Linked DNA regions of Mus musculus: all the other regions are linked to region 1. Evidence: chromatin loops called from intact Hi-C (ENCODE). Cell type or tissue: gastrocnemius. All regions are shown on one strand.

What was found. A loop is a pair of places that touch in the nucleus more often than their neighbours do. Peaks named below come from ENCODE experiments on the same cell type or tissue, not always from the same donor. Only the 100,000 strongest peaks of a DNase experiment are listed, where the experiment ranks them.
Region 2: a loop joins it to region 1, with 2.5 times the contacts of the local background. A loop is called at or near these places in 2 of 42 quality-filtered maps.
Region 3: a loop joins it to region 1, with 2.2 times the contacts of the local background. A loop is called at or near these places in 2 of 42 quality-filtered maps.

What each region holds. Positions count from the first base shown.
Region 1 is chr3:28,484,114-28,486,613 of GRCm38, reverse strand. The region is part of intron 2 of Tnik (TRAF2 and NCK interacting kinase); the gene reads right to left. Among named protein-coding and RNA genes, the nearest start is that of Mir466q, 65 kb to the right of the region's middle. In gastrocnemius, a CTCF peak has its summit at 1,201; a DNase peak (open chromatin) is centred at 614; H3K4me3 peaks cover 606 bases; H3K27ac peaks cover 1,627 bases.
Region 2 is chr3:28,398,497-28,400,996 of GRCm38, reverse strand. The region is part of intron 2 of Tnik (TRAF2 and NCK interacting kinase); the gene reads right to left. Among named protein-coding and RNA genes, the nearest start is that of Mir466q, 20 kb to the left of the region's middle. In gastrocnemius, no CTCF peak of the experiment used is centred here; a DNase peak (open chromatin) is centred at 1,096; H3K4me3 peaks cover 1,489 bases; H3K27ac peaks cover 2,500 bases.
Region 3 is chr3:28,426,516-28,429,015 of GRCm38, reverse strand. All of the region lies in intron 2 of Tnik (TRAF2 and NCK interacting kinase), which reads right to left. Among named protein-coding and RNA genes, the nearest start is that of Mir466q, 7.8 kb to the right of the region's middle. In gastrocnemius, no CTCF peak of the experiment used is centred here; no DNase peak of the experiment used is centred here; H3K27ac peaks cover 2,291 bases.

The DNA of each region.
Region 1 (2,500 bases):
CTCTATTAAAACATGGATAATGTAGTGTGAGGACCAAAGAGGCTTGGAGTGCTTGGAAACAGTGGGAAAATTGATGCTTAGGTATTAATTTTGGAAAGTGTTCCTTTGTGCTGGCTAGTTTCATGTCAACTTGACACAAGCTGGAGTCATCTGGGTAGAGGGCATATCAACTAAGGAAATGCCCCAGCTTTGCCTACAGGTAAGTTTGTGGGCAACTTTCATGATTGATGTGGGAAGGCCCAGCACACTATGTGTGGTGCCAACCCTTGCTGCCTCCCATGTCACTAGCACAGGCCATATGAACTACATGCTTTCTGAGCATGGACCTTCATACCATTCTGTGCATTAGGAGAACAAAGGCAAAAACAGACAAACAAACAAAAAAGGTACTGTAAAAGTTTCTGTTATGAATTAAAGGCATTCTTTCAGAGTGAGGGACCATACCAATCTGACAGCAGGCATGCTGTCCTTGGGGAGTAAGTCAGTGGGAACAAGGACTTAAGTGCCTCATTGGTGTGTGTTCCCTAGAAGACAGTAATTCTGGAAATAGGTTCGCCTGCAATCTTGGGGCAAGGAACATAAGTGAAATATGAGGCCGCCGAGAAAGAGCAAGAGTCCTTTTTAGTAAGTAAGGCATGCCCAAGCTCTAGGCCAGCCTGAATGGCCAGACGGCTGACGAGGTAGTGAGTGTACTGACGGACAGCTAAATTTAGCTGCAATATGACTCCCCTGCTAGGAAGCTTCCTTTCCAGAAGGGTGAGGTTTCCCTGACTCCAGTGAAATTCTTCTTTTGACCACACTTTCATCCTACAGTTCGCTGACAAATCAGGGATGGTGAGAACTTGGTGAGAGCATGCTGCTAACTCTCTGACCACCCTTTCTTCTCACACAGACCAGGAGACAGACACAGTTCTGTAGTGAAGCCTTGCAGGTCACACAAGGCAGAACAATAGTTAAGAGGAAGGGACTGAGGGATAGGAGGTGTTCAGGGGTGATCTGGGAGGGTCTAGAGTAACTTTTGTTTAGAGGCCCTTTATCCATAAAACAGATAGAATTAGGTTAGTAGTTTGCAATAGAGATCAAATTAATACATAGAGAGACAGTTGGTGGTGTGCCTGGGTAAGTGACAGGGATATCCCAGCTCTTTTGGGGCTTGATGGGAACTATTTATAACCTCTGTCCTGCTGTCCCCATCTTTACCACAGGGCGAACCTGGTTCCCTCATCCTCCTCGAATGTGCCAGAGTGCCTTTATGTCTCTTCCTTCTGCTATGCCTGCTTGACGCTGCCTTTATGTCTACATCCTGGGCTCCAGTGACTAAGAGTCTTCCCCTAGAAAACCCCCCCCCACCCCCAATTCTTACCAATATTTTCCCTCATCTTAGGGGCACCTTGTGCAGTATACATTATACTTCACTTATTACCTATATAAGGCATTTTTCATTCTCTAATGGATTTCTCTAGATTTTGATCATTACTACATCTTCAATAGCCCATTCGTGCCTGCAGTATGGCCACTTAATCCCCCACGTGCTGTGGGAATGAGTTCTCTGGAAACAAACATCTCTCTCTCTCTCTCTCTCGCTCTCTCTCTGTCTCTGTCTCTCTGTCTCTCTGTCTCTGTCTCTCTGTCTCTGTCTGTCTCTGTCTCTCTCTCTGTCTCTGTCTCTCTGTCTCTGTCTCTCTGTCTCTCTTTGTCTGTCTCTGTCTCTGTCTCTCTCTCTGTCTCTGTCTCTGTCTCTCTGTCTCTCTCTCTCTCTCTCACACACACACACACACACACACACACACTACAGAATCTCCTTTTAAAGGCACAGCAATGGAAATAAAAGAAGCAATGTCATCTGAGGCTTTCAAAGGAGGAACCCTTTCAGGTTGACTTTGCATCAAAGTAACAGAGCAGGAAAGCACTGCCTTCCTCTTTATTCTCTTCACACCTCTGAAGCTTAAAGAACAGAATAAAGGCTTCATAATTAACATATATTTCATATATTTGCTATCCAGGATGATTCGTTTCTGTAAATATATAATTATTTCATTTAAATATTAGCAACATGGATATTGAAAAGATATGGACGACTGAAAAGTTAAAAAGCAGAGAAGCAAAGGTGGCCACACCCCCAAATTACATTCCTCCTGGCAGCCGCTGACATTTCAGCCTTACAGATAGCAATTAGGGATGAGACTGCTTTTAGAACCAGAGAGAACATTTGACAACCTTTCCCTTTCTTTCATTTTCCCTAAATGAAATGCGAGAGATAGTTCATCTCCAGTCAAACATGAGTGACCATCGCCCTGGAGAACAGATTCAGGTTTCCTGTAGTCATGGATCCTAAGGTGGAAGTATGCCCATCAGCTTTGTGTGGTCAGAAAAAAACGATAAAAAGTCATAAATCCATGCACTTGAAAATACAGTGGGAGGCAGGTTACAGAGAGCTGGGAAAACTGCTGGAGGCGGCCCTTCCTTGACACAATGTGAAAAGATGGAGCTAGCAAGTGCT
Region 2 (2,500 bases), 86 kb after region 1:
CCTGCATCAGCCGAGCGTCCAGCACAGACTCAGACTGAGACATAACTAACGGAAAAAAAAATGTTGGTGGCGGCTCTGAGGTATCTTCAGAAAGAGCAACGTCCTTTCCCTCACAGGCTACAGTATTCTTTAACTCAATCTAGCTGCTAACAAAGATCGAAGACAGCAGGCTCGTTTTCCCACAGGAATAGACAGGATTAACGACAGCCAACCAAATTGTCTCTTAATTTTCTTTTCTTCTCCCTCCTTGCTAGCCTTCCCAAGGCAGAGGGTATAGATTTTCCTTTAGATAAGGATGTTAACTCAGGAGGGAGGCAGAAGGGCACTAATAATGAAAGAGTAGGGTTTTTGTCTTTCATGGTCCCAAGAACTCCACCTTAGGAGGAAGATGGGGACATGATATCTTGAAAGAGCTCTTCTCTAAGCAGCCAAGGAGGAGATTCTTGGGTGAATCTTCACATATATCACATCTCCCAGTTATGCCCACCGAGCTCTCCAACCAAATCGAAATGAGAACCTCTGCTTGGCCTCTCAAACCTACAGACCTAATTATGATCACAGGGAACCCAAGCATCAAGCTCTTTGCCACTAGCCTGCAGACGCCCTCAATAACAACACTCACAGGAACCTGCCTAAAGATGAGTGGGTGGCATGAGAGAGGGAAGAATACATTTGTTAGGCCTTATTTTAAAAGATGGAGACAAAGACACAGACGGTCTTACCCCAAACATCAGAAAAACAAGTTACAGGCTCTAGATTATACACACACACACACACACACACACACACACACACACACACACACACATATATATATATATATATATATATATATATATATATATATATATTGGAGAACAGGGTAGGCCTTCAAAAGTGGAACAGGAAAACTGAGTGCTGTGGAAGCTGTGAAGCAGCACCCACGTTCTGATCCTTACCAGATGAGAAGCACAGGGCACAGTCCCCCGCCAGGCCCTGAACCAGCTCTGTTTTTCCTGATAAGAAAGGGGCCCCGGCCAACATCCCACCTCACACTGAGAGCCTGAAGTCACCCTCCCCTTGACTGCAGGGCAACTTTCGGGACTTTACCTGAAGAAGGGTTCCCACTGGAAAGCCTGGCAAAGAGAGAGGCTCCCCTAGATACCAACTGCTGTCATCTTGTAATATTCCCCGTGATGGCTTTGGCTTGCTCATGACAGGGCTCATTATTTTTAGCCTCCAGCTTTGGTGAGCCGATGAGTCAAGACTAAGTGTTAAAATAGCACACTCACTTGGTCAACCCGGTTTCAGATGGGTACATTGTAAACTCCACTCATGGAAAACTGGCTTTCACTGCCCTGAAGGGAGTCTGAGGAGGGATAGTAAGCACTGCACTCAACGGAGAGGCATGCGCACTTTCCTTTGTTTCACATGCGCTATTCTGGAATCAAATTCCATAGTGAGTCTATGAGAAGTCACGGAACCACTGAAATCATTTTGAAACAAACACTGAAACGAAATTGGGTTTTTGAGTGCCCCATGCTCTATTCCTGGTGACTGAAAATGCTCACTGGAACAAGGGGCTGTGGAGTGGCCTGGTGCTTACTGCACTCTTGAGGACCTGGGGGCAGACCCCTAGCACCCACCTAGAAAGCCAGGTGTGGTGGCCCAGGCCTGTAGTCTAGCCCTGGAAAGGCTGAGAAATGTCAGTCTTTGGACTTACAGGACAGCCATCCTACCCAAACCCACAAGTGCCAGGTTCAATAAATTATCTCAAAATAATAATGATGATAATACATACACATGCATAAGCATATGTGTGTACACTTCTCACAACAGTAAATAAATTAAAAAATAGTCTATGTCTCATGCATCCTTTTGTTCAGAAATATAATTTGTTCTTTAGGAAGTGTGGTGGTTTGAATATGATTGACCCATGGGAAGTGTTACTGTTAGGAGGTGTGGCCTTGTTGGAGGAGGAGTGGCCTTTTGGAGGAAGTGTGGCATTGTTGGAGGAGGTGTGGCATTGTTGGAGGAGGTGTGGCCTTGTTGGAGGAAGTCCATCACTGTAGGATTGGGCTTTGAGGCCCTCCCACTGTGGAAAGTGAGCCTCATCCTGGCTTCCTGTGGATCAGGATGTAAAACTCTCAGCTTTTTCTCCAGCATCATGCCTGTCTTCAATCTACCATGCTCCCTGCTATAATGATAATCAACGGAATCTCTGAAACTATAAGCCAGCCCCAATTAAATGTTGTCATTTATAAGAGTTACTTTGGTCATGGTGTCTCTCCACGGCAATAAAATCCAAACGTAGGTAATGCAAATAATTATGAAAAGTTATCCCAGTAATGTAAACTATGGCAGCTTTGATTGTCTTGGTTGTTTGCCTTTGTTGGTTGGCTGACATGTGCTGACTGGACTCTAACTCAGGACATTTCATGTTAGTCAAGTCCTTCACTGTCCAAGACCCTTATCCCCAGCCTAGGAACTATTTTTAAAATAAAATTTATTCTACTTTTCA
Region 3 (2,500 bases), 58 kb after region 1:
AGCCTAGCAGTACAGTACCTGTCTAGAACAAGTAAAGTTTGCGGTTATTTACTAGGACCATAGACAAAACAGAAAACTAGTTAAAAAAAAAATAGCCTAACCTCTGTCAAAATCTCTCAAGGTTAAATCAAGTCTTGGTTTTGAAGCAGTGCTCCATGAACCATCTGTGACTGTTACCATCTGCAATATCACCTGCTCTTTCCTGACCTGCCTTGGGCAAGTTTCATCTTCGGCATTTCTAACTCTTTGCACCCTTTCTGGACAGTTCATAAAAATTTATTTTGTAAAATGTATTCAGAAATATAACCTTCTGAGGCCAAAAGTTGTAAAAATACTCATTCAAGGGCCCATGAGATGGCTCAACAGGCATATGTGCCGCCTAGTGTCAAGCTAGACAACCTGAATTTAACCCCACGACTCATGTGATAGAGAATTGACAACCACGAGCTGTACTCCAATCTCCTATATATGTGCCATGTATCCTGTCTGTTTCTATAACTCATAGAACATCTCTTGGCTGTCCTTTCTTGTCACAGTCAGTTAAAGAGGCCCTAAGATGCTGGCATTGTAGCTATAAGACGGTTTCAGTTTCTGCTATCAGCCAGCTCTCTGGCTGACTGTGAGGTCCAGCACTACCCTAAACCCCTGTTTAATATGTATGGTGAAAGAGAAACCAACCCTTGAATGGCAAGCCACTAAAAGGCAGTGCCACTTGTTCCTGATGAACATCTACCCTCTCCTGAGGAACTCAGGGATAGCTGTCTGAAGCCCAACCTTTCAAATCCTCAACACAGAAGCATCACAAAAGCCCATGTGCTGTATTTCTAGAAACTTCCTTCAATGCCAATAGATGCGAAAAATAATGTGTAGGGAATGACTGCATCATGGCACCATGGATATTTTCATATGGACCATGAGGCTTTAACTGCCAACATCACTTTTTGCCATGGAAGGATATTGGGAATTTTGTCTGGAAAAGAAGGGATAGCACCAGATCATAGCAGGCAGGCTTTTCCATCCATCTTCTCCTTTTCAATGAGGGTATCCTGAGCTGTTCTCCCTTTAGGCCAAATGGTTATTCACCTATTTCTAGTCATTGGCCACCTATCACCTGGCCTCACTATTTGCTGTCACTAAGTGTGAGACATGGCAGTAAGAGGTTTGATGCCATGTTGACTTGCTCTTATTGCCTAAGCAAAGAATACAAGTCTGAATACATTCTCCTGGACTCACTATTATCTCGTCTAAATCTCTGACAACGAGGACAGCTAGCACTGATGATGCCATACAACCCCCTACACTGATGCTTGGACACCGATCAGCCACTTGATACAGGAGCAGGAGACTTTTAAGAATACAACTGGTTGTTGGGCTTCAGAGGACTTAGGCTGGGCTGTCCTACTGGTGGGAAAAGAGTGCATGAAGCTTTCTAATCTGGGATAGAAAACAAACAAGCCGAGCAGTCTCCGACCACAACTTCAACATTCTGGGCAGCTGGCCCCCAGGCTAGCAAATACCGGTAGCTTCCACCAATAAGGACTCACCTATGACACTTGGTTGAACCCTCTGGGGAAGTCTGGAATGTCCCAAATAGTGATCATAGCCTTTGGCAGAACCCATAGATAAAATCAATACATCCTGACATACTGTAGAACTGTGTGTGGCATTTTTTTTATCTTGGAGAAACTGGTGAGTGAGTTAGAAGTATATTATTACCCCCATGGTGAAAATTTTCCCTCAAGTTAAAAAAAACAATATAGTGATATTTAATTTATCAAATAATAAACATACATTGTATGTAAACATGAACTGTAATAGATATGTTTAACTACTGAATATCAGGAATTCTGTGAAAAGAGGGTCTTATACAGAAAAACAAAATTTCATTTTAAGACACAAACCAAGAGTTTTCTAAGATGTTCAATGTTTCTGGCTTGACAATTGTTTTACTTTCATTTCTGCTACTATAATAATATACCCAGATAAAAAGCAATTTAGGGTGAAAGGAAGGCTTTATTTTCCTTATAATTCCACATTACATGGCAAGAGAAATCATAATGGCAGGGGTTAAACCATCAAGTCACATTGTGTCCATAATCAACAGCAGAGAGAAATAAATGCATGAAAGACTGTTTGCTTGCTTGCTTGCTTGCTCTAACTTTTACACAGTTCCAGACCTCCTACCTAGGGAATATTGCTGCCCACAGTGGGCTGAGGCTTCCTACATTGACTGATAATGTGACAGACCAGCTCATAACAAATCTCAAGTAGACAATTCCTTGATTAAGACTTTCTTCGCAAGTGACTATAAGGCCATTATCAAGTGGACAGTTCAAAACTAACCTACAGGTTGCATGAATCTTTGACCTGAACCAACTCATAGATTAATTTTGTAAATTTACTGGACTCATTAAATGGAACAATACACAGGCTTCTCCTTTGGCAATTATTGAGTACCTCATGGTACCACTCATAATGGTGGCGTGTTTTTGCTTCCTGT